Regions from separate parts of the Homo sapiens genome. Here region 2 is linked to region 1. Evidence: chromatin loops called from intact Hi-C (ENCODE). Cell type or tissue: endothelial cell of umbilical vein. All regions are shown on one strand. Links, peaks and the distances in the headings refer to the core of each region. The heading gives the core; the rest is flanking DNA.

Evidence for each region. Hi-C counts contacts between places; a loop is a spot of excess contacts. Peaks named below come from ENCODE experiments on the same cell type or tissue, not always from the same donor. Only the 100,000 strongest peaks of a DNase experiment are listed, where the experiment ranks them.
Region 2: a loop joins it to region 1, with 2.2 times the contacts of the local background. A loop is called at or near these places in 7 of 110 quality-filtered maps.

Annotation. Positions count from the first base shown.
Region 1 is chr2:215,596,590-215,608,224 of GRCh38, reverse strand. The region is part of intron 1 of LOC102724861 (a long non-coding RNA gene); the gene reads right to left. Among named protein-coding and RNA genes, the nearest start is that of LINC01614, 120 kb to the left of the region's middle. In endothelial cell of umbilical vein, for the core only: no CTCF peak of the experiment used is centred there; a DNase peak (open chromatin) is centred at 5,994; H3K27ac peaks cover 1,584 bases.
Region 2 is chr2:215,687,407-215,697,970 of GRCh38, reverse strand. The region is part of intron 5 of LINC00607 (long intergenic non-protein coding RNA 607); the gene reads left to right. All of the region lies in intron 7 of LOC102724861 (a long non-coding RNA gene), which reads right to left. Among named protein-coding and RNA genes, the nearest start is that of LINC01614, 25 kb to the left of the region's middle. In endothelial cell of umbilical vein, for the core only: no CTCF peak of the experiment used is centred there; DNase peaks (open chromatin) are centred at 4,160 and 5,470; H3K27ac peaks cover 3,058 bases.

The DNA.
Region 1 (11,635 bases), core at 1,815-9,814:
AAAGTGTGTGAAGTACACAAATCTTAAGTCTGCAACTCAAAGACTTTTTATGTATAGATACAGTTGTGTCATGACCCAGATCATCAAGATCTAGAACATTTCCAGCACTCCAGAAGATTTCCCTGTGTTCCTCCCCAGGCCTTTGCATGTATAATATTTAATAAACCTCAAATTCCTTTCTCCTAACCCTGCTGACAAAAAAAAAAATGTTTTCTGCACTAAAACTCTGTGGCAGTTCACAAGGAATGTAAAATCTGGCTCAAAGCTTACTCTGCTGCCTTTGTATTGTCTGCAAAGAGCAGAGTTTGCAAACTGGCTGCCTGTGGGTGAAATCTGCTCCACATATGGTTTGTTTGGACTGAAATATGTCTTCAAAAAATGAGCCAAAATTTTAGGTTTAAGGCATTTTACATGATAACCCAAATTCAGAGGGAGGAGCGATCCTTCTCTTTAAAAATTGGAAAATGTCTTACATCCTCTGTCTCGGAAAAAAATCACCTGGAGCTGAGTAGTAATTGCCTGCTTGAAATGGGTAGAGTCAAGGAGCTCTACCTCTCTCCATCACGTATGCAATGTCTGCATGAGCATGCCTGCCTGCTGCCCTCATGCGTGTATATTACCTGCTTGGTCCTTGGGCCAGCCACAGCTAGACAAGATGGGAAATGTAAAGCAGACTTCTAAAGGAGACTGTTTATTCCCTGCAAAGGGAAAAGTACTCCCAACATATTTTTAAGGGAAAGTAGAAAATAGAATTGGATTTTAAATTAATACACCATTTTGTATAACTTTGTAGTGATTTGCTTTCTGAACTTGCCTATTGTATTAGGGTTCTCTTAGAGGGACAGAACAAATAGGATATATGTATATGTGTGTGTGTGTGTGTGTGTGTGTTATATAACTCCCATATATAACATATATATAAACTCCCATATGTGTTATATATATGTGTTATATATATAACACATATATATACATATGGGTATGTGTATATATACACATATATATACATATGGGTATGTGTATATATACACATATATATACACATATACACATACACACACACACACACATATATATATATAAACCCTTGGAGGGCAAGTGTTATGGGTGAGTTGTGTTCCTCCAAAATTCATATGTTGAAGTCCTAACCTCTAGTACCTCAGAATATGACTGAAACTGGTTATATGTATATATATATACACACACATATATGTGTATATATGTATATATGTGTATATATGTATATATGTGTATATATGTATATGTATGTGTATATGTGTGTGTATATATATATACACACACACACACACACACACATATATGTGGGAGTTTATTAAGTATTAACTTACACAATCACAAGGTCCCACAACAGGCTGTCTGCAAGCTGAGGAGAAAGGAGAGCCAGTCTGAGTCCCAAAACTGAAGAACCTGGAGTCCGTTGTTTGATGGCAGGAAGCATTCAGCATGGGAGAAAGATGTAGGTGGGGAGGCTAAGTCCGTCTTTCCTTTTCATGTTTTTCTGCCTGCTTTATATTTGCTGGCAGCTGATTAGATTGTGCCCACTAGATTAAGGGTGGCTCTGCCTTCCCCAGCTCACTGACTCAAATGTTAATCTCTTTTGGCAACACCCTCACAGACACAACCAGGATCAATATTTTCTATCCCTCAATCCACTCAAGTTGACACTAAATATTAACCATCACACCTATTACTTATTATATACCATTTTAAGTAGCTTTACATGGACACTTTTGCATGCATGCATGCACACACACACACAAACACACACCCACACACACACACATCCACCCCAATATTAATATCTAACATCTGGACGCTGGCTAATGTTTAATTTTTAATGTAACCATTATGCTGGAAGGCATTCATTTGTGGTGTAACCACAGCTTCAATTCTGGTGTTATATCTTTTCTACTTAACTAGTTTCATTAGATTTCGAACTGAAGAGTAAATTAACTCATCTTTTATGACCCTTTATATTGCAAGGTGAACTTGAATCATCTTATTAGATCCATGTTAGACATATGCTTGGTGTTGAACATTATCTGTACATATATATGAAAATCTTTATGATGGCATTTGAAAGTAGGACATAAACATTGTCTCTCATAAAAACCTAGGCACTTCTAAGTTTCATTATAAAAGTTCCTCATTCAAAAACAGTATAAAAGAGAATTGCCATTTTAAAGGAAAACTACATGAAATGTAAGTTTTGAATGAAGAGTTCCTTGGCTTTGCTTTTCTTCTGAGCAACGCTTCTCCTTTTATGTTTTGCACAAGCTCATAACAATTTTTCTTACAATCTTCTAGACTGTAATATCACTACTTTCCATTTTTCCTACAAGGTAAGCACCCATACCGTCAATATATCTTAACATCAAGGGCTTGTGAGCAGTTTCTTTCTGATATGTCAAATTATTTGTAACCCACTTCATAGTGATCAGAGATGGTTAATTGGTAAAACTGATTAATAGAGATAAAAAGCATAGCAGTAAAAAAAAATAACATGGAGGAAATACAAATGGATTATTCATTTAGGATTTATTTAACTGTATTTGGAATTGTCATTTTGCACACACATATAAACACATGTGCACACCCACAGTGGTTTTAAAATCTATATGAAAGGTCTTATGTCATTTTACTATATCCTGAAAAATACTTGCTAAGTCAGTTTATAAGTACAACCATTGTTATTCAAACTCTTGAGTTATTACATGTTAAAATGACTTTATTTATTTACTTAGAGATAGAGTCTTGCTCTGTCACCCAGGCTGGAGAGCAGTGGCATGATCTTGGCTCACTCTAATGTCCACCTCCCAGGTTCAAGCTACTCTATTGCCTCAGCCTCCCATGTAGCTGGGATTATAGGAATGCAGCACCATGCCAGCTAATTTTTATATTTTTAGTAGAGACAGGGTTTCACCATGTTGGCCAGGCTGGTCATGAACTCCTGACCTCAAATAATCTGCCTGCCTCAGCCTTCCAAAGTGCTGGGATTATAGGTGTGAGCTACCACGCCTGGCCAAATGACATTTTTTTGAAAATAAAATTTTTAATAGCAGTATTAAATGTGATTTTGATCCTATTAGTTAGGTTTAGGGGAGGGAAGGCCCAGGTTTAGAGGAAGAGAAGGCAATTAGTGAGATGCATGCAAGGCCTTTAAGTCACAGACTCTAGAGGTAGATTTATTTATTATGGCACAGCCAAGCCAAAAGGTACATGCCCTTGAAATTATGTCAGAAGTCTTGAACACATCAATCTGCCCTCAATTTTTCTTTCCACACTAGTATGAATTTCACAGTAAGAATATCCTTCAACCCCTCTAGCCTCCTTCCCTATTCTCCACTCCTCTTTACAGCAACCGCCTCCAATAAGTTGTCCACACCAGCTGTTGCAACTTCTCTTTTCCTCTTCAACCCACTTCTGTTGGGCCTTAATCCTGGCCCACTCAATGAAACAGTTCTCAAATTCTCTGATGCAAAAGCCAATGATGAAGTCTTGCTGCCATTCCCTTCTGGAATTACTTTTCTTGACTTCCATCCACCACACTCTTCTAGTGTTCCTCCTACTGCAACCGCCTCTCCTTCTTAGTCTCCTTTGATTAATTCTCCTCCTGTTCTGAACCTCCCAACAGAGCAAGGCTTAGTCTTCAGACTTTGATACCCTGCCCCATGTCCCCAGGTCCACTTCTCTGCTTCTCTGCCTAAAAGCTTCCTCCAGCTCCTTCGGAGCCTCAAAGTAGCAGCTGCTTAAGACCCTCAGGAGCATCCTTCAACTGGTGAATTTAGGAATTGGTGGATAAACACTGAAAGTTCTTATCTCTTGGCAGGACAATTCTCCAGGGTGCTCTACACAGTTCCTCAGAGGGTACCCAGTGGAACTGAACTCCAGTTTCTCTAAGTAGTAACCAGTTTATCAATGCCCCCTGTATTCCTTTTATTGGTTTGCTTCCTTTCCTTGTTTCACTTCCCCTCTTCCTCACCTGTGTTTCCCGCCACTCAGTTAAATTAAAGTCATTCAACACCTTATATTAGGATTGTTTTCAGGAGAACTCAGAACTGAGATAGAACTTTTAGTGATGCTGACTCCTTTGGTGATTGGAAGTTTCTAGTCCTGATTCTTTAAATTTTGGCATACTTTGATAACTCCCAAATGTATGCACGAGCCAGGTCCTCTCTCATGAATCTGAGACTAGCATTTCTGACCTCCAGCCAGACATCTTTACTTGGATATCTGATAGGCAGCTCAATCTTAAACTCTTTTCTTCCTCTAAATATGCCTCTCCTTTATCTTCCTAGTCCTGGTAAATAGTGTCCCATCTTTCAAGTGGCTCAGGTCAAACTTGGGAGCCATCCTTAACTTCTATGCCTCTCTGATATCACACATCTGATCGCTCAAAGCGTTTCTACTTTCTCAATATATCAGGAAACTGACCGGGTTTAAAAAAAATCTCTTTCACCACTATTGTCCTGGCCCCACGACCGTCATTTCTCACCTGTGTTATTCATTACAGTAGCCTCCTAACGGCTCTACTGGCTTCCATACTACATAGTCCCCTACAGTTTGCTCAGTACATAGCAGCTAGGATGATCCTGTTGAAACCATGTCATACTGTGTGACTCTTCAGCTAAAAACCCTGCAGAAGCTGCCCATTCCACACCTGGAATAGTAGCTAAAAACCTCATGATGGCCTACAAGACCGTCCATGACCTGGGCTCCTCATGCCTCTGACTTCACCACCTACCACTTTCCCTCCTGATGTTTCAACCACACTGACCCCTTGTTTTTCCTTGAACTCAACAAGCACACTCACATTTCACATCCAGTGAGGGTATTATTTCACAAAACCTTCGTTTCAGCCAAGATGTGTGTGCCTGGATGTGTTGGGGTCTACATTACATGTATTTCTTACTTTGGGTCATGCTTTTAAAAACATTTGAAAAATAGTAGCTTAAACATTCATCTGAATCACGTTGCCCTCGCTGATGAAGGATTGAAAGCTCCATTCATTTATGCATTCCATATTCTCTGCAGTAATCTTTCTAGTATGTGTAATACTGTTGCACACCAAAAAAAAAAAAACAACAAAACATAATGTAAGTTTTTCAACTCCTAAGACATGAGGTTGTAATTAATTAGGCTGTTTAGATTATGGGGCACAGCCAGCTTCCCTTGGAGGTCTTTATTTATTGGGTAAAGGGACTTTACAGAGGATTTTCTCAAAATTGTATAAAAATTTAAGTTAGCATCTTTTGTCACTGAGAAAGTAGGTATGTACTGATATTGGCACATGGCCATTTAGAGAACCAGTAGCAGAGATTAGTTGAAGACATTTAGAGAAAATGACTTTCCTAATTAGAGAAAACATAAAAACTCAAGTAGTACTTAAAACTTTCCACTTTGATCATCATCCTGAAATAAGGAACTTTATTTTATTTTCTTTATGTACTTTTATTTAATCCACTCTCAGAATTTACTTGTGATTTTTATAATGGTATCCTTACAAATTGCACAATAAGAAAGTGATCAGAAAAATCCCATCCAAAAAATGGAAATAAACTAATGATTTGAACAGTGTTAGAAGGGAGGCTGAGCCTAGATGTTGGATGTGGGTTGAGTATAACAGGAAAAAAAAAAAAAAAGCTGCAGGAAATCAGAATGAGAGCAGACATCAGAAGTTGAAGTAGGAAGAAAGTGATTAAACATTCTGCAGGATAATTTTGGTACCATCTTGGAGTTCAGTTGATATAAATAAATATGAGAGCCTTCAGTAATTATTATTATCATCATTACTGTACTCTTCCAGGAAATTATAGCTTATTTAGTTCTTTATTCTTCATATTAATGAAGTGAAGTTTCATGACAACCCACTAAGAAAATAAAAAAGAAAATAATAAATCAGCCTGCGATTCTTAAAAGCTTAATGAAATCCAAACACTTCCCAATGGAAGATGACTCAGTGACACAGAATTGGCAGTAGTTTGTAGTTAGATCATTGGTTTTTATTGGAATATTTCCGATTTTAAGGAGGCATCTGTAGAACCTTCCTTCCTCTCATAGTCTGCTTGGATTTATTTAAAGAGACCTGGATTTGAGTCATCAACTGGAAAAAAACAGTAGAAATATCCCTTAATTGCTTAACTACATTTTTCCAATGGGTGTTAAATTATGGTAGTTTGAATTTAAAATACAGACTAGTCCCATTCAAACAGCTTTTTTGGCACTAATAAAAAGGAGGATGAACAGCCCACCAATCTCAAACCTCTGTAAGGGGTGCACAACAAGATTTGTAATTACGACTTTGCCATCCCCAGAGTTTGGTGAAGAAAATGTTACCTTTGCGTACATGCTCATTTTATCCCCTTGTCCTGGCTGCTCTTTAGGAAATGAAAGCTTTGAAAATGGGCTGCTAGTGCTTCTACATCTGGAAATATCTTCAAATGGGCAACACCTTGTCTGTTTGAGGGGATTTTTCTCTGTTAGCTGGCCCATTAGTGAGTCAGAAATAACTCTGGCTCTATGCAGGTGGTGGACCTACTATACTTCGCTTTTGCAACCCAAGAACAGCTATTTTATCATATTGAGCTAGATGTCCCTTATACCAATTCTCCCCCTAAAAATAATTTTTGAAAAGATTTTCTTTATCAAGAACTTAGAATATGTCATAAATGATCTTATTTAAGCTGTACAACAACCCTGTGAATGCCAATTTATCCATTCAACACTTTCTGTTAAAACTAGACAGGCACTGTCTAAACACTCAGAATATGGTGATGGGCAAGACAGCTAGAGCCCCTCAATAAACCCACATTTCAGGAATTTGGATGTGCAAATTACAATGAAACCAAAGGAAACTATTATAAACTGTGACAAGTGTTATAAGACAGAAAATAATAGGAGAGGTTAGTAAGATCCCCTCTCAAAAGGTAATGGTTAAGTTGATTCAAAAGATAAGGAAGTCCTCATGAAGCCCATGGGTGAGAGGGGAAGAGCTTTCCCAGCTTGACGGTGAAGGTTTGCAAATGTCCTGAGGTGGAAAAGAGCTCAGTATATTTAAGGAGCCTAAAGAAGACCTGTTCAGTTTTAGTAAAAATAGCAAAGAGAGAATTGTTACAAGATGAAACACAATTTTTATTTTCGGCAAGTAGTCTGGCACTTATTGATAGATTGGTGTATTAGTCAGTGTTCTCCAGAGAAAAAGAACCAATAGGAGATGACAAATAGGTAGATAGATAGATAGATGATAGATAGATAGATAGATAGATAGATAGATAGATAGATAGATAGACTAGAAGGGATTTATTATGGAAATTGGCTCATGTAATTATGGAGACTGAGAAGTCCTATGATATGCCATCTGCACACTGGCGAACCAGGAGAGCCAGTAGCAGAGCTCCATCTAAGCCTGAAGACCTAAGAACCAGGGGAACTGATGTTATAACTCTTAGTCTGGGGCCAAAGGCCTGAGAATCTGGGTGAACTGCTGTCCCAGAGTACAAAGGTCAGAGAACCTGGAGTCCTGATGTCCAAGGGCAAGAGAAGATGGGTATTCCAGTTCCAGAAGAAAGAGAGAATTCACCTTTTCTCTGCCTTTTTGTTTTATCTGAGCCCTCAATGAATCGAATAGTACTTATCCACATTGGGTGAGGGCAGGTCTTTCTTACTCAAGCCACTGACTCAAATGCCAGTCTCTCCCAGAAACACCCTCACAGATACACCCAGAAATAATGCTTTACCAGCTCTCTGGGTATGCCTTAGCCCAGTCAAGCTGACAAGTAAAATTAACCACCACAAGTAGGGAATGGAAGCTCAGATAAATAAAGCAGTATCCTCAAGACTGAGTAACTAGTAATACCTCAAGGCTCCTAAACCAGCTCTGTTTGATTCCAACATTTTCTACAAAGCTATAACTAGTTATAGCTTTTTAGAGTAGATGGCCTAGTTTGGCATTACTTAAAATCAAAACTCACCCAGCAGTGATCCCTGTCGGCAAAGTGAGGCTTCCTAATTGCTACCCTGCGGAAGTGCCAATGGCCTCCATTTTGGGTTAGCTGCCTGAGAAGGCTGTCTACCACATGATGCAGGATGCGAGCTATCTGTGTTTTCAGTGGGGCTGAAGATATTATGGTATAAAATTTTACACTTCACAGTCCAAACTCATCAAGTATGTGATGTGATCATTAAGGAATATTAAGTCATTCGTGGGTAGGCCTTTAGTAGTTATTGAGTGGTACTATTTTTCTATTTATTAATGAAAATTATGTGTGTATGATCATATGTGAATATCTGTAAATACTTACACACAAAAACACCATCCAATATTATCTTCGTTTTGAACCACAAACACACGATGTATCTTTAAAAAGATACATTCAATCATAAAAAAGTTTAAAAATAAGATATTAAATTCCAATTTATTTAAATTTTTATCAAAGATCTATTTCTGTTTGCTAAAGGTAGGGAGTCTAAATATTAAGCCAATCAACTTATAGATGTTAATTTATTAAATATTCTCAATAATTCTATGCTGTGACACTTAGAATGTCTGTTTTACAGGTGAAGAAACAGGTTCAGTGGGGTTCAGTCCCCTGTTCCACCTCACAGAGCTAGGCAGGATCAGAATTCAAGTCTCCTTTGCACCTCACTCTGCTGATTTCCCCAAGACTTTTAAAAATTATTTTCCTCTTTTAGGGGAACTATTACACTGATGATGCATATTTACACTCCCATATTTCAAAGCTATTATCTCCTCACTGGCTCATGTCTAATGAATTATAAATATTTCTGAGAACTATTTTCAGATTGAAGGAAGAAGTCATTTGGGTCTTTTATCTAAACTTTCACCTGCCTTTAGAAATTAATTGCCTAGGATATGCCAATTTTCCTTCTTTCATCAGCCGCAAGATGTAAAAATGTCTCTTAACTCAATGCTTTTTTAGTGGAAGAAGGGAGAAAGGTGGCAAACTAGCATTCCCCTTTGAGTTGAATCATTTGAACTACATGTACCGATATGTGGCTTTGATTCCTCCATCAGAAATACAACACATTTCATTATATTTTCATGATGACAGCACTGAAAAAAATAGTAAGAGTTTCCTCTTTCTGGCCATTTATCTGTAACTGGTATTTTGTGTAGTATGTTTAAGAGAGAAGAATGTTTAAGAAGGAAAAGACTAGAAAAGTTATTTTATAATTTATCAATATACAAAGCTGACATCTCAAATTTTACAACAATCACCAAAAAAGGCATGCTGTTACTGAATTGTCAGAAGTATTTGTGTGTGTGTGTGTGTGTGTTTGTGTGTGTGTGTAGGCCACCACTTGAACTCTAAGATCAGAGATTTCCTTGTAGATTAAAAGAAGCCCAAGGATCAAAAAGAAGAGATGTAGTTTTTATACTCTGCTCACAGTCAAGACATGCATGAGATTAGTCATATTTGAATATTAGTGTTTTGAGTTAAGCAGTACTACCAGATTTGGCATTGTTGGTCTAGACTAATTGGGATATACTTTAAAAACAGATGTTCTACGGCGGCATTTTACTCTCTTCCAGTAACACATTTTAGGAAGAAGCTCATGTTTATCTTACCTAACTTCTGTCCACCCACCAGAAGATAGATCCTCTCAGAGACCTATGTCCTCCCAGCTACACCACTGAAGTGAGAGCTGGGGTGGAGAATTTAACAACATGACTCAGGGGCAAAACTAGTGTTTGTAACTGACCACAAGGCTTCCAACGAGTGGTCATGGGAAAGAACCTTATAAATGGAAAGAACAAAGGGTGCAAGTTTCACTAAATGTGAACCCAAATCCAGGCTGCTCAAATTTTAAATAAAATGGAATGGACTTCTCCAATGAATGTAATACAAAACCAAAGACCAGATGTTCTAATTTTAAAAACAGGGTTGGGGAAAGATAAATAAGCTTTGATACCATTGTGGAGAGAAGCCATATATAATATGGGCTCTGGCTGACTGAGAAAAGGAATACCCAGCTGAATATCCCAGGGTAGAGCAGAGTATAATGGTGTCATTAGGTCCCTTGAGTTATTGGGAAGAAAACCTATGTTTACAGCCAAATGCCCATAGCTTTATGGCAATAATGGATAGAGAGAATTATAGACATTTATATTTGAGAGGGGTCTTGCCCTGTCATCTCTTCTATCTCTTTTATAGTATCCCAATAGGTGAACATACAATTTTTCCTTCAGAGGGGTCAGAAATCATGTTCATCCCTCACAAGGCAGCCCTTTCTTGGCCGTACAGTTGTAGTTGTTAGAATGCTCTTCACTAGTCTGAGTAAAAATATACATATCCATTGTTCATAGTATTGATGTATGAAATCCGAAAGCAAAAATTTACATATACTTCTGTAAAACATAATAGCTACTCTAATATTTGAATATGTTTATCACATCTTTAGTCTTTGCTTCTCCAAATGTTATTCAAACATTACTCATCTGACATGCTTCCTATTTCACAGTCTCTTTTGCCTTCCCTTGAATGTTCTCTAATTTGTTAGTATTACCTTGATGCCTTCACACTCAGAATTGAACACTGTATTCTAGCTAAGCCAAAGGATACAAGAGGCAGGGGATGCTCAAGGCTGTATTTTCCTTTCGTATCTTATTAGAGGTAATGTCAGAGTTAACTACACCAAATCTGGACCTTATGTCTAAAAATGTAGGTTCTTCAACAATTCAATTAGTTTTAGATCCCTGTGACTAGTGATAGGGCCACAAGACAGAGGGCAATGCTCAAGACCTTGAAGGAAGTACAAATATTTCACCCCAAAATATACTTCTTTACTTATTTCAAGATGGCTGTTCAGAGCGCCTGCAAACAGAAGTAGCCCTGCAAAGCTGTCTTTTGTAGGGGTGTGGAGGAAGGGCAGAGGGGTTGATTTGCATCTGTAAAGAATCTGTATTGATGCAGCCAGGCTATCTCTGAGGGCTTCCCTTGTCCAGATCTAGGAAAGATTAACTGAGAGTTCGACACCTTTGAAGGTCTGAAAAAAACATTTATCATCTAGTCTCTCTAAAGGCTGCTGTCTGTGAGGTTTCATCTACATATGAAGAGACTTCAAAAAGTTCTTGGAAAAATGGACTTCAAAGATAAAAATTAAAAGTGTAAACTTTCTTACTCAACATAAGACACATCAAGGTTAAGACACTTGCAAGCAATGATACCAGCCATTTAGTCCATTCCTAAAGAACTGAAGATCCTGGGAATTTCACCGTGTCAATGGAGTCCTTTTTCTGTCATTAACTGAAGAAAACTGGACACCCTTTGCAGATTCTTTTAAGATAAGGAAACAAAAAGATCTCAGAAGTAGCCAAACTGGGACTGTAAGGTGGATGCCTAATAATTTCCATCAAAACTCTCACAAAAATGCACTTGTTTGATGAGAGGAATAAGCAGGAGCATCACTGTGGAGAAGGACTCTCTGGTGAAGCTTTCCTAGGCATTTTTCTGCTAATGCTTTGCCTTATTTTCTCAAACACTCTCATAATAAGCAGATGTTGTTGTTATTTGGCTCTCCAGAAAGTCAACAAGGAAACTGCCTTGAGCATCCCAAAAGACCACTGCCATGGCCTTTGCCCTTGACCAGTCCA
Region 2 (10,564 bases), core at 419-8,418, 91 kb before region 1:
AGAGATAGTTAGGGCAATAGAGCTATAGAGGCAGAGAGACAGACAGAAAGAAAGGGACAAACAGAAAGAGAAAGAGAAATAGAGAGAGAGAGATGGAGGATGCACGAACTAGATCTACAAATTAGGCAACAATCTGCATGGCATCATTTTAGAAGTACACACATCTAATAAATGTTTTGATAAACGGCTATTCCATTCACCTGGCCCATGCCTAAAAACTTTCCCACATATTTCCTCTTTAGCACTAAAAGCATTTGTTAAAATGTCAGTGTTATCTAGGAGGATTAACCCACAGGGATAACAGCCTTTAGACTCATTTCTTTTCTGTGTGTGTGTTTTTTTCTTTTTTAATCTTTCTAACCAGGCCTTTGGCAAGACCTTGAGGGACTATATTGGGGAATAAAGAGAGAATGCCTTTGGGAAGCCGAGGTGGGCGGATCACGAGGTCAAGAGATCGAGACCATCCTGGCCAACATTGTGAAACCCCATCTCTACTAAAAATACGAAAATTAGCTGGGTGTGGTGGTGCACTCCAGTAATCCCAGCTACTCAGGAGGCTGAGGCAGGAGAATCACTTGCACCTGGGAGGCGGAGGTTGCAGTGAGATCATGTCACTGCACTCCAGCCTGGCAACAGAGACTCCATCTAAAAAAAAAAAAAAAAGGGAGAGAGAAAGCTTTAAATGAGGCAAAGAAGAGACAATTGGCAAAAGTCCAAGACATGGGATATTGCCAAACCAGAATGCAGTTCTGCAAAAAGGGCAGTGGACATCATGTGGGTAGGAGGATACAGAGAGACAGAGAGAGACGCAGCACATTTTGGTGTCTGCATGTCCCCACCTTCTTGGCAACCCAATCCTAAGTCTGAAGCTGTGTAAGTAGACTCTATACAAAGCAGAATGGCTAAACAGCAGGCTTCTCCTCTAATCACCAGCAAACCTGGCCTGTCCCAGTGGATGGATTTAACTTCATCCCTTCTTCTGCTCCTGCTAAGATAAAGTCTTCCCTGAACTATTACTTTTTCTGTAGACTTTTCCCTTCTTCACTCTTACCAGGCCCCTGGAGCTATAACTTGTTGCTCATTCTCCATTCATTGGCTTGGGGTTTAGTCCCAATTCAGAGGGTGTGTTCCAGATTGACATTATCTTTTATTGACCCCATTTTTTTCAGGACACCTTAGTGAGTTTAATTTGGGTTACCGATCACCATACTTGGAAGGGAGCCCCAGAGTTCAGTAAATTTCCCCAGGCTTGGTCTATTTGTTCTAACTTTTCCAATTTCCATGTTGGCCGTTGTTGAGACTTTATGAAACTTTGCAGCTTGTCTACCTGTAAAATATATATATATATTTTAAGAAAAGAAGAAAATGACAAATTTACCTCTTTTACTTTTACCATGTAAAGGCCAAATAATCACAAGGCCCCATGTGGCTGACTCTCAAATCAACATAACAATAAAAATAATATTGTCAAGTGAGCAAAAGGAAATAAAAATAATTTTAGTAGAATTCACACCTCTTTAAGGTCACTAAGAATCTGATTCACACTCCACAGTGACCCTTCTTTAAAAGACCTTTTTCCTTTCCTCCGTTCTTTTCCTTTTACATTCTATACTGCTTCTGAGCTTTCTATTTTCCTTTGAGAATAAAATGACTTTCTACTTCACTGATAAAAGTAACTGTGGGGGCTTGCATTTCCGCTTCCACCACCATCACCACAGCCCGATATTCAGGACCTACTAAGCCCCCAGTAGGTCCTTCACCCAGTAGGTGAAATCCCCAGTAGGATTTCACAGAAATCCCGTGTCTTCACAGAAAGAAGGCTGTGCTGCATCTGTGGAAGGCGAGTCTTCCCTCTGACAGATGTTCTCTTCAGAAATTCCTCCATGACCCTGTCAGCAAGTACTAGCATTTTTGTTTTCACATTTGTTGTGAACTAGTAACCCTAGGCAAACATTAATGTAAAACAACAATGTTTCAAGTTGTGGGAAGCAGGCTGCCATGGAGGGCATCTCGGATTTGCAGTGACTTTGAGCAGGGAAAGATCTGGAAGGAGGCAAAGCAATACATCCATCAAACCCATGGATGCCCCTAACAGAAACAGGCCACAAATATTCAACAAGCGCAGAAGAGAAGTACAAATAAGAAGACTGGAATTCATAGTCCAAAACAAGGATTAGTCTATGATAGATCCAAATGGATATATCCATGCTAAATCCATTTACCTCAAATATCCATATGGTATATCCATGCTAAACCCATTTAGCTCAAACACATTTAGCTGAAACCTCGAAAAATACAAAACTTTTTTATATTGGAAAGATATTGTATAATTTAGGCCTGAAAAGTTGCAGTAAGAGAAGTCAACGTGTTTAAAGCCAACTCCTTCTCCTGCCTCTTTATCAGTCTTCTTTATCTTTAAGCACCTTTTTTTTTTTTTTCCCAATGATGCACCCTTCTTCTCAGTCTATAAAAATGCCCAAGTCTCTTTCATCTTAAGACAAATATCCTTTGGCTCTCTTCTTTCTATTAAAATGATGCTTCTTTAAAGAGTAGTTTATACTCTTTCTTTAAAAAATTAATATTACTCTTTTTTTTTTTTTGAGACTGGTCTCAACTCAGTGAGCAAACTCAGCTCACTACAACCTCCACCTCTCGGGTTCAAGCGATTCTCATGCCTCAGCCTCCCAAGTAGCTGTGATTGCAGGTGTGCACCATCACACCTGGCTAATTTTTGTATTTTTACTAGAGACGGAGTTTCACCACGTTGGCCAGGCTGGTCTCAAACTCCTGACCTCATGTGATCCACCTGCCTCGGCCTCCCAAAGTGCTGGGATAACAGGCGTGAGCCACCATAACTGGCCTTAAAAATTAATATACTTTTAATTGAAAAATCACAATTGTATACATACATGGGATACAATGTGATGTTTTGATATATGTAAGCAATGTGAAATGATTAGATCAGGCTAATTAAAATACTCCTCACCTCACCTATCATTTTTTGTGGTGAAACATTTGAAATTTACTTAGTTATTAGTTATTCTGAAATATACATTATTACTGACTCTACAATAAATCTCAAAATTATTCCTCGTATCGATCTGAAACTTCGTATTGTTTGTCTGACAACTCTCCATTCCCTCCCTCTTCCCCTCCCATCCCCAGCCTCTGGTAATCACCATTCTACTCTCTACTTCTGAGGTCAACTTTTTTAGATGCCACGAATAAGTGAGAACATGTGGTATTTGTCTTCCTGTGCCTGACTTATTTTACTCAGCACAATGCCCCCCAGGTTCATCCATGTTGCCACAAATGAAAGGATTTTTTTTTTCAAGGCTGGGTAGTATTCTATTGTGTATATATCCATTCGTCAGTTGATGAACATCGAGGTTGATTCCAAAACTTGGCTATTGTGAATAGTGTTGCAATGGACATGGAAGTGAAGATATCCCTTCAACATACCAATTTCAATTCTTTTGGATATATACTCAGAAGTAGGATTGCTGAATCAATAGATTACTGGATCTATTTTTAGTTTTTTGTGGAACCTATATACTATTTTTCACAATATCCGACACTTTCCTTTTCTCCACATCCTCATCAATGCTTATAGTTCTTCTTTTTGATAAAAGTCATTCTAACAAGTGTGAGGTAATATCTCATTGTGGTTTTAATTTATATTTTTAGTGTTCACTATTCACTCCTCCATTTATTGCAGCTATTTGCAGCTTTGCAAAATTCACCAGGGAAATCCTTATCATTTGGCACCATGGACACAACTCACTATTTATCTTACAGTGCCCCTCACTTTGATTTATTTGACTTGTCAACTACTTTGTCCTTCTTGGTACCCTACTCCCTAGATGTCTAGGATATTGCCTCCTCTCTCAATCTTTCCAGCTTGGTCTCCTCTGTGGATTTTCCTTTCTTTGCCCATATTGATGATATGAAGTTCCCCTCCTAGAGTTGCTGCTTATATTATGCTATTATTCCATGCACTTTCCCTGGCCTTACTTCTCCATACTTGGGCTAACTGCTATCTCCCTATATTTGTCAGAGTGATCTTTTAAAAATATGAGTTTCAACGTATTTCTCTGCTGCTTAATCTCATCATTCATTCCTTGCTAAGTACAGGAAAGGCTGAAAATTCCTTAACAGGACTTATAAGGTCCTCTTTGCTCTTGAAGCAAGCTGTTTTTTTTTTCTTTTTTTTTTTTTTGAATGTTTATTCAGTGAGTGAATGGATGACTCACAAATCTGTGGCTCTGGCCCTGAACTTTTCCTTGAATTTTAAATTTGCAGACCCAGAGGTCTGCAAACAGCTCCCAACAGCTCCCAGACCCAAACAGTTCCAGTTGGATGTTTCACAGACCTCCCTCAAACCCACAATACTCCAAAATGAATTTATCTCAGCCCCACCTGCTCCTTTTTCTGTATTATCCAAGTTACCACCATCAGAGAAACCTGATAATTATTCTTTACATTTGCTCGTTCCCTATATTCACTGTATCATACTGATTCCCCTCCCAAATGCTCCTTCAATTTGTTCCCACCTTTCAGCACCATAATTTATATCCTTGTCTTTTTTCACCTAAATGATTGCAATAGTCCCCAGCTGATTGCCTTAATTCCAATCTTGCCTTCCCCCAACTTCACATCCTCCACGCTATCACCAAAGGAATCTATCTAAAAACCTTTAAATTTCCTCATTTAAAAATCTTTCAGCAGTCTCTTATCCCTAGAATAAAATGCAAGCTTCATTGCACAACATAAAAGTCATCTACAATCTGACTCTTCTTTATAAATCCAAACTCATCTATTTTCTGCCTCAAAGCTCAATAACACACAATGGCTTGTGATTATCTGGACATACCATACTGTTTCATAGGCTGGAACATTTGCTCATGTTATTCTCTGTTCTGGGCCTGACTTCTACCTCTTCTTCATCTATTGAACTGGACACAATCTTGTATTGGGAGCTGCACCTTTACCAGGAAGCCTTCTCTGATCATCTAGGTATGGCTAAGTGTTCATATTTATTCTGTTCCAGAAGGCAGATTGGCTAAGTAGTTGATGTTCAAACTGTTTAGGCGCTTAGCCCAGAATCACAGCTTACCAGCTATACAACTTTGGGCAAGTTACATAATTAATCTCTCTCTGCCTCAGAAAGTACTCAATAAATGTTAGCTACCACAATTATAATATTATCACTAGGAGCCTTACTTTCCAGTGTAAATGCACAGCCTACCTCATGTACCAGGAATCTCTGAGAGGAGTTTAGAAGGACTTTACTCTTCTGGATTGATTACTATCTTCAAAAGCAACAAAGAAATATTTGAATGAAGAAGGAATGTGAACTACTCTTCTCATTCTGGCAACCATCTTCTTAGCTAAGTTTTCTGAGGGCTGGGGGGAGGTGGATGCATGGACTCATTCTTCCCTCCTTTTTACATTATTTTCCTTCAGTGTGTTTATCCATGGGGAAAGCTGGTGATGTCATATGTTTATGTGACCTGAAATGTTACTCACCCTATATAACATCATTATTTGGGCTTTTAATTTAAAATGACCAGAAGAATGAGTTAAAACACAGAACTATTCTATGCCAAGACCAAAGATTTTAAAAATATCCAACAGCGATATAAATTTGATTTGTTTTAGCAATTTAATTCGAGGTAATTCTTTTCTTTTCCTGAAGTGTTTTTCCATCTTCCATGTTTCAAATTCTCCACAAAATAAATCCTTCAGTAGAAATGACAGAAACAAACCTGAGACTTTATGAGCAAGCCATAAGAAAGGCAGAACCATTGGCAATAGGACCCAGAAACTAAAACACCCATTCTGTCTTTGTATCCTGCCCTTGCCAGTATAAAATTAGTGTGCAGAGAGTATTTTCCAGATCCTTTTTCTTTTTTACAGATCCAGTTTAATGACCCAAATTATAAGATTTGGATAACTTTCTTTGGCTGCTCTTTTCAGAATATAGTTGACTTCACCATTAGGCAACATCTCCTGATATTTAAACTAATTGTTTTGTTTTGTCAGCTTCATCTCACTTTTCTGGGTCACATTGTACTGATTTAATTCTAACTAGGTATTTGAGCTCTTAAGTTTGAAAACTCCTCAATCACATTATATGCCCACGTATAAAGTCTCTTGTTTTAAGTCTGATGGTACTATGTTAAATCATGACAATTTGACGTGTTTGGGAATGGGCGGCTTCGGATAGCTGGCCCTTTTAGCATAAATCTTTCTGCATTTGTATGTTTATGTCACACATTTTGTGTAACAGTCATTCTACAGTGTGGTAGGTACATGCTGCCCTAACTCATTTTTTTAAATTGTGATAAAATTCACATAACACAGAATTAACCATATTAAAGTGTACAATTAAGTGGCATTCAATATGTTCATGATGTTGCACAATCATCACCTGTATCTAGTTCCAAAACATATTCATCACCCCCAAAGGAAACCCTCTATCCATTAGCCAGTCATGGCCATTCTCCTCTCCCCTCTGCCCCTGGCACCCTCTAATCTGCTTTCTGTTTGTTTGGGCTTACCTGTTCTGGATATTGCATGCTGCCCTAACATTATCATCTCAAACAGTACAAATGCCTTATTTTTGGTTAGTGCTATGCAGATTTCTAGGATTTTCCTGTGGATCACCTCATTCTTTATGAATATTTGAGATATTGCTATTACTAGATAAATCCGTGTTCTAATTCTCTATTAGAAAGGCAAGTTCAGGGCTGGGTGCAGTGGCTCACGCCACCAGCACATTGGGAGGCCAAGGCGGGCAGATCACAAGGTCAGGAGACAAGACCAGCCTGGCCAACACGGTGAAACCCTGTCTCTACTAAAATACAAAAAATTAGCCAGGCGTGATGGCACGTGCCTGTAATCCCAGTTACTTGGGAGGCTGAGGCAGGGGAATCACTTGAACCCGAGAGGTGGAGGTTGCAGTGAGCCGAGATTGCACCACTGCACTCCAACCTGGGTGACAGAGCAAGACTCCATCTCAAAAAAAAAAAAAAAAGGGCAAGTTCAGATTTTATTACGTTGGTTGTTAAAGATCTGATTTCTTTAAAGATATCATTTATGCATCCACAAAAACAGAGGTCCAGCGATTTTGGTTAACTTATCAGGTCAATCTGTGCCTTTCTCTGCACATCCCTGTGATCAGCAGGTGTCTGAGATTTTTAGTTGTTTGAAGATGCAGGTGTGTCTACTGACCCTACCTATGCAGCTTGACTCAACATTCCATCAAAAGAATGCCAACCCCTGTGTATTGACTAGGTATGTTAATGCTGATTCTTCATTCCACCAAGGCCAAGTGAATCTTGGAGTAAAGATTTTTTTTTTATTTCCATTTATTTGCTTGGAAGAATGATATGCAGACACTGCTAGTTGTCATTCTGTGCTTGTTCTCCTTTTCTATATATTATGTAACTCATGATTTTTTTGCTGATTACAGTGACCACCTTAAATATTCTATTTGCCAGCCTTCTTTCCAGCTGATTGTGGCCAGTTACTAAGTTCTAACCAGTCTGGCCAATGAGATGCTTATGAAAGCATCCTATTCAACTTACGAAAGTATCCTTACAGGGGAGAACACGCCTCATTTTGGTTCTTTGTTCTTCTAGCTGGAAGGTGGACTCTATACCTGGAGACCCAGCAGCCATTTTGAATATGAAGCAATCTTTGAAATGGGAAGCTGGGTTCCCAGTTAGAAGGAATCTTCATCCCTGACACCCAGAGCTACATACCACTTCTAGACTTTCATATGACAAGGAAATGTTTTAATCCTGTGTAAGTGACTATGTTGGGTTTTCTGTCATGTGCAGCCAAACCTAGTCTTAACTAATACAATTCCCAATATAAGCATATTCCACTGAAACCTTGAAGTCTTTCTCACATTCCATCTGGATTTGCCCCATTCTCTAAGGAAAGGATCTTATTATACACGAATGTTGTCATACAGTGCATGCAATGTCCATCCAGCCTTTGAAGATATTCCTATTTCCATTAAAAATCTTTGTGTCTTATTAGTATTAGTATTAATCTTATTTTCCAGAAGTAGGATCCTAGAGAAAAGAAAGATATAATTTCAAAAAGACCCCAGAAGTTATCCAATCTCATTGCCAATCTGACGATGCTAAAACCTTGGCATCTCACATGAAAGCTGTGAAACTAGTATTGTTTCCAAAATTCTTCCATCTCTATTGTTATTGCCATTACAATCATTCACAAAGTAATTAGATGTCAGGATAGTTTGTTTTTTAAAGTGGCGTGGGTATCTCACATGGAACAAAAACTCTGAAAAGAAGAAAATGACATTATTATAATTAATGCAGTTTTTAAGACTGTGTTTTAAGACAAATATTTCAAAGCACAAAGCATAATGGAAGAATGTGTTAGAAGTTAATAGACTGTGAACACTGATCTTGAGTCCCTCTGGACTTTTAACCACTTACGTGATTTTTGAAAGCCATTAAAAATATAGTATTAAATAGAGGTTGTCATCTTCCTTATACTTTTAAAGAAAACAGAAGGCAGAGCTAATTGGAATTGAGTTTAATGGAAGAGTTGAATGAAACTCAATGAAAGATCAGCAGCTTGGGAGGCCGAGACAGGAGGATCCCTTGAGCTAAGGAGTTTGGGACCAGCCTGGACAACACAGAGAGGCCCTGTCTCTTCAAAAAATCAAAAAATTAGCCAGGTGCAGTGGTGCATGTCTGTAGTCCCAGCTACTCAGAGGCTGAGGCAGGAGGGTCCCTTGAGCTAAGGAGTTTGGGACCAGCCTGGACAACACAGAGAGGCCCTGTCTCTTCAAAAAATCAAAAAATTAGCCAGGTGCAGTGGTGCATGTCTGTAGTCCCAGCTACTCAGAGGCTGAGGCAGGAGGATCACTTGAGCCTGGGAGGCCAAAGCTGCCACCATGGTCATGCCACTACACTCCAGCCTAGCTGACAGAGGGAGATCCTTTCTCAAAAGCAAAAAAAAAAAAAAGAAAGAAAGAGCAGCTGAATTGATTCCCAACTTCATCTTACTTCATCTTGGTACTAACAGTCATAAAAGCTTAGAAGAAACATACATAGCCAAGCCACTCACTAGAAAGGCAATGAAAATTATTTTCCTTTCTGATAAAAGTTTCATGTAATGATTTCACTGTGAGAATAGTTCCATATTTCATTATTCTATAAACAAGCCAACTCCCTCTATTTGTTTTGTACAGGGATGGGTTATGCACACATACACACACACACACACACACTCACACACATACACATATTATATGTAATATAAATATATTTACATGAGTATTTGTAGCTTCTGTCTTTTCTAAATGATAGAGATTCTGTATTTCCTTACTTGTTGGGCCCATGAGACTGTCTTATGAGTTTGGGAATCATAGCTGGATAGACATCGAAAGAACAGACAACTACCATTGGTGGTGTGTGCCTGTAATCCCAGCTACTCCGGAGTCTGAGGCAGGAGAATTACTTGAACCTGGCAGGCAGAGGTTGCAGTGAGCGAAGATCACGCCACTGCACGCCAGCATGGATGACAGAGCAAGACTCTGTTTCAAAGAAAAAAAGAAAGAGAGAGAGAGAGAGAGAGAAGAAAACATCTTTTAAGGTTGGGAATCATAGCTGGATAGACATCAAAAGAACAGACAACTACTGTGAGAAGAAAACAAATACATTGGTAAGGTGGAAGGGATGAGAGAAATTGAAAATACAAGCACTGAGTTGGAGGCTGAGTTCTAGGGGAGTTTCAAAGGACAGGAACTGCTGGGGGACACGGCTACATATGGGTGGCAGCGCTAGTGGCAAATGGACAACAGAGGTTTCTAGTCTGCATTGTGAACATAATTTTCCTCCTGGAATTTTTAAGGAAAGTGAAAGAAAAATTTACACTGTTTTTAGTTATTGTTGGATGTTAGGCTGATGTTTTCTGAATGTAGCACTGAGTTTGGACTGGACTATTTAATACATTTTAATGTATACATTCCTACTTGCCTCAAGGATGTATTGGTGATCTTTTGGGATCAGAGTTACATTTTGCTGGTTAGAATTAAATCTGAGCTCTTCTTCCTCCTCATCAATTTTCAAAAACCAAACTGCCGAGTTAGCTTTATCGACACCAACCTGAGCACTAGGGAGGTTGATTTAAACTATCTTGTAGTAATTAGAAGTGAGTTTTTGTCAAAAGGAATAAAAATAGATGAGTAAGATAATAATGGAGGTCCTGTCTAACAAAGACTTGGAGGTAAATAAATACTAAAAGCAATTTTCATGAATAGAATGAATGGACATTTCTGGTTCCTTTTTATCTTTTCCTCCTTTTCTCCCTCCAACAAAATCCATTTCAGAAGTGAGCACTGAAAGGAGTGGTTGATCTTTAAGTTAGCCCACATGACTTATGTAACAAAACACAGGCCACCAACCATCTAATGGGATTTTCCTTAATCTTTTAAAACAAATGCTTTTTAGATAAAGCTTCTAGATTTCAGTTACTGTGTGTTAGCTAAAAAAAACTGGAAATTGCTGTAGCATAG